2 separate regions of the Homo sapiens genome follow, and region 2 is linked to region 1. Evidence: chromatin loops called from intact Hi-C (ENCODE). Cell type or tissue: Caco-2. All regions are shown on one strand. Each heading gives the region's core, and the rest is flanking DNA. Links, peaks and the distances in the headings are about the cores only. Region 1 has its middle 89 kb from the start of TSPAN5-DT. Region 2 overlaps LOC105377343 (a long non-coding RNA gene).

Evidence for each region. A loop is a pair of places that touch in the nucleus more often than their neighbours do. Peaks named below come from ENCODE experiments on the same cell type or tissue, not always from the same donor. Only the 100,000 strongest peaks of a DNase experiment are listed, where the experiment ranks them.
Region 2: it touches region 1 in a loop (6-fold over the local background); 1 of 110 quality-filtered maps calls a loop at or near these places.

Annotation. Positions count from the first base shown.
Region 1 is chr4:98,745,264-98,749,657 of GRCh38, reverse strand. No RefSeq gene overlaps it. Among named protein-coding and RNA genes, the nearest start is that of TSPAN5-DT, 89 kb to the right of the region's middle. RefSeq lists enhancers at 1,102-1,652, 1,653-2,203. In Caco-2, for the core only: a CTCF peak has its summit at 4,049 (motif pointing left); DNase peaks (open chromatin) are centred at 1,917 and 4,057.
Region 2 is chr4:98,798,777-98,803,170 of GRCh38, reverse strand. The region is part of intron 2 of LOC105377343 (a long non-coding RNA gene); the gene reads left to right. Among named protein-coding and RNA genes, the nearest start is that of EIF4E, 130 kb to the left of the region's middle. RefSeq lists a silencer at 1,619-1,913. In Caco-2, for the core only: no CTCF peak of the experiment used is centred there; a DNase peak (open chromatin) is centred at 1,760.

The DNA of each region.
Region 1 (4,394 bases), core at 256-4,255:
AGAACAATATACATTGTTTAATACTGCAACATGACCTTTGTCCTCATGTGCCACTGTTGCAAATACTGTGCTAATCTGTGAATACTTTTGCATCCACCAAATGGAATCTGAAAAGAAGCAAGAAAGTGGGCACTCACCACTACTACTAAATGATACTTCATTATGCAAGAATCTACTGCATTAGAGCTACCTAACAGATGGCTCTGACAAGTTAATTTGTCTTTTCTCTTACTTAAGTACTTCCTCCACTTTCCCTAGGGACCCTGAGTGGTATTAGTTCCCAGAGCTGTGCCAGCTCTCATCATCATATTCCAAATGCTACTTTCTGGGTCTTCTCAGCCCCAGCCAGTAACTTTCCAGTATCTTCTAATTGGAAATTCAGTTATATTCCCCCTTCCTCAGGGTTTTCTTCCTCCCCTTTTTGTGGTGTCTATCCTAAACTCCTGGAGGCTTATGGAAAATCCCACTGAAGCCACCAGAGGAGGAAAATGGGTCCACTCTGGTCTCCTATCACAGCCCCCACCCCATCCCACGTCACCTGGACCAGCCTTGTTCTTGGTGCGCACAGCCCATGGTGCTTACTCCTACAGATGGTGAGAGCCCATCTTCATATGAGTGTCCATTCTGCTCCCACTTAGCACCACGGAGCTGAGGATGCCTCCAAGACTGCAGCCGCAACTTTCTCCCATCACTGACACAAGTCTCGTAATCCAGGTCTCCTACTTCTTGGATCTTCACTTTGACCCAAGCAATCCTGGAGCAGCACTGCTCCTCTCTTTCTCTCTCAGTTACCTGCAAAATCTTCTGGGGCACTTGGAAGCCACTAGGAACATGGGGTCAGCTATTGGCCCTCTGGTGGTTAGATCTTCCATACCATTTTCCTGTTGGCCTTCTCCAAACAGACATCAAATATCCAGATGAAGAACAGGACATGAGTTCTCTCTGCCTTGGATCTCTTCATGTTTCATGGGGCATCTGGTCACTCTTCCCCCAGGATGTATTCCAGGGTATAGAAGCACAGTACAGGGACTTCATGCTATAATTTATAATTTTCCTTGACTGCAAACTCTTTTCCCTCTCTCTGGCTCAAAGCTCTTTATTGGTCATGATGGCAGAGCAGATGAGGTACCTGCTCTGTATATTCACATACCCCCTGTAATCTCTCCAGTTTTATGCCAGAGCCCTTAGTGTTTTCCCTAAAAAGCTAAGGTTGTTTTTTTCTTTGCATCTCTACTCTTTCTATCCAGTCTCCACTGGAGCAAATGTAAGCACCATGTCTCTGGGCCTGATGAGAGTGGTCAAGGGGATGAACATCGGCTACCACATTACTATCTGCTGCCTACACTTTACTCACTAGATTTTGTGCTCTTTCCGCCTTTTTTTTTTGTGGTAAACATAATATGTTTTCAGCTGATTATTGCTTATTCATGAACATAGATCCTTTGTGGTTTGCAATACAGTCATTAAGATCGTTGTACTGTTCGGCTCCCTTGCAGTCACAGGAATGAATTTCATGCTGAAATAGGACCATGAGCCCAAGTGCTGGCTGAGGCCCACTGGGCTGGGCCTTCTGGCTTGCCACTTAAAAAAGGCTTGCTATGGCAAGGGTTTTAAGCTACCCGCCTGGTCTCCCCACAGTCCTTCCCTACTTCCTTGTTCTAGTCACTTTACAATTGCTCCCTCCGGAGCTTGGCTACTTTCCCTAAGGCTTTTTCAAAGGGCCTCTTATGTGCACATCCTCCTATCTTTTCACGCTGAGGATTACTTCAAAGGCTCAGCAGCCATGGGAAGGGAAGAATGACAATAAAATAAATCCCAACTGCAGAAAGGTTTGCTTTGGCAACTGCTTGATTGTTCTGTAGGTGGGGAGGTGCCTGCTCTGACCTCTGCAGCTCACTGGTCCTCACAGCTCATTACAGATGTTTTCCTTTGGTCTGGTTTCTTACTGTCCCTTCTGAGGCTCTGAGCCCCTACTTCTAGCAGGCTTATGTAAATTTCCCCAGGCCTCAGCTGCTCCTTCTTCCATTGATCCCTTTATCTGTTGCCAAGACTGATTCTCCTAATCTTGCTCTGAGCCTCCGTGTTTCCACTCAGGAGGGGAAAGTCTCAAACACTCTGAAGGTGGGGCACTCTGCTATTTTGCGCTGCAATTTATTTCAAGGTCACTGGGCAGGACTAGAGTGAGTGACCGGAAGACTGGCCTATCAGAGAACCGGCCTATCAGAGAGCCTGCCCATCCAGAGTGCTCAGAAAACACTTGTGGGCCTCAGTCTAAATCCTGAAACCCTACCTCCAGTATTGTTGCTTTGTGCAGGGGTTGCCAATTAAAAATAAAAAATAAAACGTTGTGTGAACCAAACCAATCACTGGCTGAATTCACCTGACTGATCCCCAGTTTAGGACCCTGGAAGACTTGCCTGAACTGGGAATCCTTAATTCTTTTTAAATAATGAGGGCCTTCTCTTGTAGTGTTTTTTTGCTTTTGAAAAAGCCTGAGTCATAAAGTCCAGGAATCTGGCCCCACAGCTGCCAGGATAAATGTCTGCTTAGACATCCACGGGGATGTCTGTCCTTCAGTTGAACATGGAGGTCTGGCTAAGTGAAATATTAAATCCTTCTCTTGACGAAATAGGGCCCAGAAAGCCTCCTTCTTTCGTTGCAGACCAGGCAGGTCCCTACTGACTGGATGGCTCTTTTGCTGCTACTACTATCAAGTGAATCCAGTGGATAGGGAGGTGAAAAGGCAGGACACCCATTGATCTTTTTGGTTCTTTCCAGAGGTTCCATATCCTTGGCTTGCCTCTCATGGCTGCTGCCTTTCCCTTCCCCACTGACTCACCCACACCATGAAATGTCAGTGCAGCTGGACAAACACAGAGTGCCCAAGTTAAAGCACTAAAGACCTTTCCTGGGGCCTCAAGCATGTTGATGATGAGAGATTGTTTCTTAAAAGAAAACAGTCCCACAGAGCCTATGCCACCTGCTATCAGACACTTCCTGCCTGTGTGATATAATTTGAGAGTTGGGCTGGGCACGGTGACTCATGCCTATAATCCCAACACTTTGGGAGGCTGAGGTAGGAGGATCATTTCAGCCCAGGAGACCAGCCTAGGTAACAAAGCAAGACCCTGTCTCTACCAAAAAAAAAAAAAAAAAAAAAATTAGCCAGGCACAGTGGCAGGTGGCAGGAGGTTGAGGAGGAAGGATTGCGGGAGCCCAGTAGTTTGAGGTACCTGTGAGCCATAATGGTGCCATTGCACTCCAGCCTGGGTGACAGAACAATACCCCAACTTGAAAAAGAAACAAAATTTAAAAAATTGAAAGCAATCTTTTATGATGCATTCTCTAAATTGCTCTGAATTCTTTAGGAGGTAAATTATTTTAGTTTTGTGTTTTGTTTGCACTAAGCTAACTTAAAAAGTACTAGGACAACAAATGACCCATGTGAAATTCTGTCCATGCAATATTAGATCAAGACATGGACTAATATGGCAATTTCCAGGAGTCCTGATCGTGTGTGTGCATGCGTGCACGCAAGCGCACTAAGAACTCATTGGAAATATAATGAGAGGTGAAAATTACACTCACCAAATTCCTTTCAGGGAAAGTACTGCATGTGGTTCAAAGAAATAAAGCTCTTATACAGCCACTTGGATTGAGAATTAGAACCTCTAAGAGGCACCCTTGAATAAAAATAGTTGGTCAACTAACTACGGTCTAAGGAAGATGAGTGCAATTAACACTAAGCTTTTGTTTCCCTTAGTGAGGTGCAGCCAAGGCAGGATTGCTGGGTCAACAGAGGAGATGCTGAGTCCTGGCATCCATGTCCTCCTGCTCCACCCATCTGCCCGAACATTTTGTCATCTCCCGCAAACATTAAGCTGAAAATCCTAGAATATTTTTAAAATATTAATTTGAAACAGTGTCAAAATGTTAGCTTGCCAAGGAGCTCGCACATGTTGGCTGAGACCCTGGACCTCAGGAGTCTGACCTCTTGGAGATTTGACTGGTTAATATCATGGAGGCAGCACTGCTCATCTGGAGAGTTTTTAAAACTAGGTGATTTGAGTGTGTCCTGGTTCCAGAGCGCCCTCTTGGGGAGTGGATAGTAGATTGGGAGATCTCAGAGAACATATGCTTTAGGGATAAAAGAGGAAACAGGACATATGTGCAGTTACTCAGTCAATCTTTACAGGTCATTGCATCTAATGGTACTAAACACCCTAGTTCTATTACCCCCGGTGTAAAAGTAGGTAGCTGGGCAGACATGAGCAGGGTAGGAGAGGTCCCCACAAGGAATGTCAGGTGACCATCAGGTGATGCTCAAGTTGTTGTTAACTGTCACTCTAAAATAATAATTGGACACAGCTGGCACCAGAGAAAGGCAGGCTCCC
Region 2 (4,394 bases), core at 90-4,089, 54 kb before region 1:
AAACTCATGACTCAGAGTTTGACTTGTAGTTCCATTGTCTAGGATCATCATTTGTTATCTCGAGTAAGATACTCTGCTGGGACCCAAGTGTTAGTTTATGAATATTTTGATTATGCTGGAGCCCCAGCTGCAAAATGCCAGAAGCTTGACTCTTCAAATATATCACTAAGTTACAGGCAGTAATGGCTTCAATGATGGTGACAGAGTTTAGCTCAAGCAAATATTTATAATTGACAAAGAATGTGTGAGGAGGATGCTAATGAATGGATGTGCTGATTATTTTCTCCTGCCAAAAACATTAGCTTTTGTTTGGTTTAACTGTCAAGCTGACACCATAGATTAGAAATGACAGAATGCTGGCAAAGATCCACAGAGAGGAGGAATATTAAGAAAATTTGCAAATTGTGTAACTTTCAATACTTCTATTTCCAAATATAATTGTTTATGGGTGTTAGCAGAGGTTATGGCTCAGTTATAGGCCAAAATGAAGCATATTGAGATTTACAAGTACATTTGAATTTCTGAAATCTTCCATTTTAGAACAGAAATACAAGCCTGATGACATCTTCTTGGATTCAGGTGGATATCTTTAACTAAATGGTGAACCTGAAGATTAGATGTACACATGAGACAAACATTTTGTTCTTTCCAGATGTTATTTTCTGCTATAAACACTAGCATTTAAAAAAAATTCTCAGCTGGGCACGGTGGCTCACGCCTGTAATCCCAGCACTTTGGGAGGGCGAGGTGGGTGGATTACTTGAGGTCAGGAGTTCGAGACCAGCTCTGCCAACATGGTGAAACCCCATCTCCACTAAAAACACAAAAATTAGCCCGGTGTGGTGGCGGGCACCTGTAATCCCAGCTACTTGGGAGGCTGAGGCAGGTGAATTGCTCGAACCCAGGGGGCGGAAGTTGCAGTGAGCCGAGATTGCACCACTGCACTCTAGCCTGGGCGATGGAGTGAGACTCGATCTCAAAAAAAAAATCTCTTTGGCCTCTTGAACCTGGTAAACATTAGCATTTAGTTTTTATGATAACATATGCTAATTCTATATATATATATATATTTTATATATAATACATACATATGCTTGCATATATTTGTTTGGCCCATCGATATCATTGTTCCTTGTTTTCATGTGCTGTTGGCTTGTGGTGTCATAATCCATGAAGATGACCATTCTTTCTAGCAGGGTTGTGCTGGTGGCTTTACTTTGTGATGATTGTCCCTGAACTTACCTGCTGCTGAGCCAGTCTTCCCTTTTGATGCTATGCATTAGCTCTTAATGACAAGGCCCCAAATGCCAGACAGGGGTGTGCCATCCAAGCAGGCGTGTGTCTCACAGCCGTGGCATGACAGTCAGCCCCTGGGCTTAACTAGCACTTTGTGGGTGCCTTGGTGTGCACTTGGTCCTCCACTGATCCACCAGCATCTTGACCTGCCTTTCTCTGCATTGTCTCTTTGTATATCTGTGGGTCACAAAGCAGACAGTAGCTGCCAAGAAGCAGATGTGGTGACACAGTGTGCACAGAGTGGCTGGAAGGACTGACACTCTGTGGAGCATTGTTTCTCCAATGAATCAGCCCTGTCCCCACTTGGACCTCTTTCAGCTCAGCAGCAGGGCTTACCTTTAAGGCATTTTAAAGGTTCCCTTATCAAGGGTGGGAAGAGAGCTGAGGGAACCTACAGCTGTGTTCACTGATGGGCTAAAGCAGGCTTTTGATCACAGCTTTTCCTAGAAGAATAGCTGCGCAGGGATTATGTGCACCTCACTGTTTGTAATCTCTGACACAGCAGTGCAACTTTGCTTTGAGATAAAGGGCACTGCCGCCTCCTTTAATCACCCTGTGTGCTTCCAGGGAGTCGGAGCAGCAGTGGCCGGTGACAGTTCACATCGTGGCCGCTCCAGGCTCATCAGTTGAGAACTTACTATGTGCTGGGCACTGTGTTAAGGAAAATACATATTAGCAAACTCTTTCAACCAGCCAGTGTTGCGCTAAAGGTAAGTACTTTTATTATCCTTATTTTGCAGTCAAGAACACTGAGGCTTGAAGAGATTAAATAAGTTCACTGAGGTCACACAGTTAACAATAGAGAGCTGGAATTCCTACCCTGACCTTCCTGACGTGAAAACCCATGGTCTTTACCATTGTCACCTCCACTTTCCTGGCCTTCTGGAATCAGCTTAATCTCTGTCACATAGTCCTGGACTAGGCTCAGGCTAGGTCTTTTCCTCAGACTTCTGACTAGGGTTGGGGGGTCTACTTCCAGGACCACTCATGTGCTGTCACAGGCTTCAGCTTCTTATCGTGTAGACCTCAGGGCAGCTCACAATGTGGCAACTGCCTTCACCCAGAATGAGCAAGATGGCAGGGAAGGGGGTGGGGGATGGAGAGAATATGGGAGACGATGTTCAAGATGGAAGCCACAGTCTTTTTTTAGTCTAATCTCAGAAGTGACATCCTATTGCTTCTGTCATATTCAATTCCTCATTAGTGAGTTAACAAATCGAGTGTGTACTCATGCTAAAGGGTAGGAGCACCGGAAGGTGGGGATCACTGTGGCCATCTGAGAGTCTATCTACCATAACCCCTACAGTCATCTCTCCACTCAGTAGCCAGAGATATCTTTTAAAAAACTTTTATTTTGAGATAATTATAGATTCCAAGATGTCATTTAAAAATGTAAATCAGGTGAGGTGCAGCAGTTCATGTCTATAATGCCAGCACTTTGGGATGCCAAGGTGGGAGGTTCACTTGAGGCCAGGAGTTTGAGACCAGCCTTGGCAACATAGAAAGACCTCATCTCTACCAAAAATTTAAAACTTAGCTGGTGTAGCAGTATGCACCTGTAGCCCTAGCTACTTGTGAGGCTAGGTGGAAGGATTGCTTGAGGCCAGGAGTTCAAGGTCACAGTTAGCTATGATCACGCCACTGCACTCTAGCCTGGGCAACAGAGTGAGTCCTTGTCTCTATTTTTTTAAAAAAAATAATAATTATACATATTTTGAGACAGGTTCTGGCTCTGTCACCCAGGCTAGAGTGCAGTGGCATGATCTTGGCTCACTACAACATCTGCCTCCCAGGCTCAAGCCATCCTCCCACCTCCACCTCCCAGGTAGCTGGGGCCACAGGCACATGCCACCATATCCGGCTAATTTTTGCAATGTTATAAAGATGGGATCTCACTTTGTTGCCCAGGCTGGTCTCAAACTCCTGAGCTCAAGCGATTCACCTGCTTCAACCTCCCAAAGTGCTGGGATTACAGGTGTGAGCCACCATGCCCAGCCTAAAAATAATAATTAAAAAAAATAAATTTTAAAAATTCAAAAATCTAAATCAGATTATGTTACTCATCTGCTCAAAACCTTTTCATGGCTTCCCAATGTCCAAAGTTTTTATTTTGACCTGCAGAGCTCATTAGGGATCTCGGCTATTTTTTCTGACCCCATCTCCTTCCATTCACCCCTTTGCTCCCTTTATCCTTCTACACAGGCCTCTGCTATTTCTGCCAAACCCACTCCTGTCTCAGGGCCTTGAGTTTGGTGTTCCCTGTGCACTGGAGTCTCTTTCTCTGGATAACCACAGGCTTCTCTCAGATCTCTGTGAAAGTGGCACCTCCTCCTCCTGGCCACTCTAACTGAAATGCACCCTTTGCTAGTTTCTACCCCCTTATTTGGTTTCATTGTTCTCATGTCACATAGCACCTACCTGAGATGTTATATGTAATAACTGGTATAACCTCTGCAGAATCTTGTAGAATATTCATAGAATATCAAAGTCCTGAGTGCAGGGACTTGGTTTTGCATTTGCTTGTATCCTCCGTGCCTAGAACAATGCCTTGCCATAAATAGGTGATGATTATAATATGTCCCATTGGATAGAATTATGTGGAGGCAATAAACAAAATCCATGTCAACCAAAACCCAAAAAAGAAATAAAATAATTTTTATATTGTCTTTGTCGTGTGCTTTGCACACCAAATTCTGCCCTGGGAGTAGCAGTTTAGTCACTTCGGTTCACCAATATCAACACAGAGTTTTCATTATCAAGATGTCTGAATTCTAGCGCAAACCTCATAACACAATGAAAACCTTTTAAGACCAAAATGGCAATTTGATGGGAAAACTATTTTCAATCTCCTTAGTTTTTGAACTAGAACATACTAGCACTTCTCTTGGGAGCTCCATAGTGAGGTCTGATGCACTTCTTAATGGCTAAGAGAGAGGAAATTGGAGAACCCTGGCGATGAAGATATCAGCTGGGACAATGGGGAATTGAAGGTCAGTTTTGTACGCACTTCTTGCAAGCACTATAACTTAAATTCAAGCCTCCTAAGCAGTGACAGGGGAATAAAACCCAGGGCTGAATGATTGATTTTGTTGTCCTTA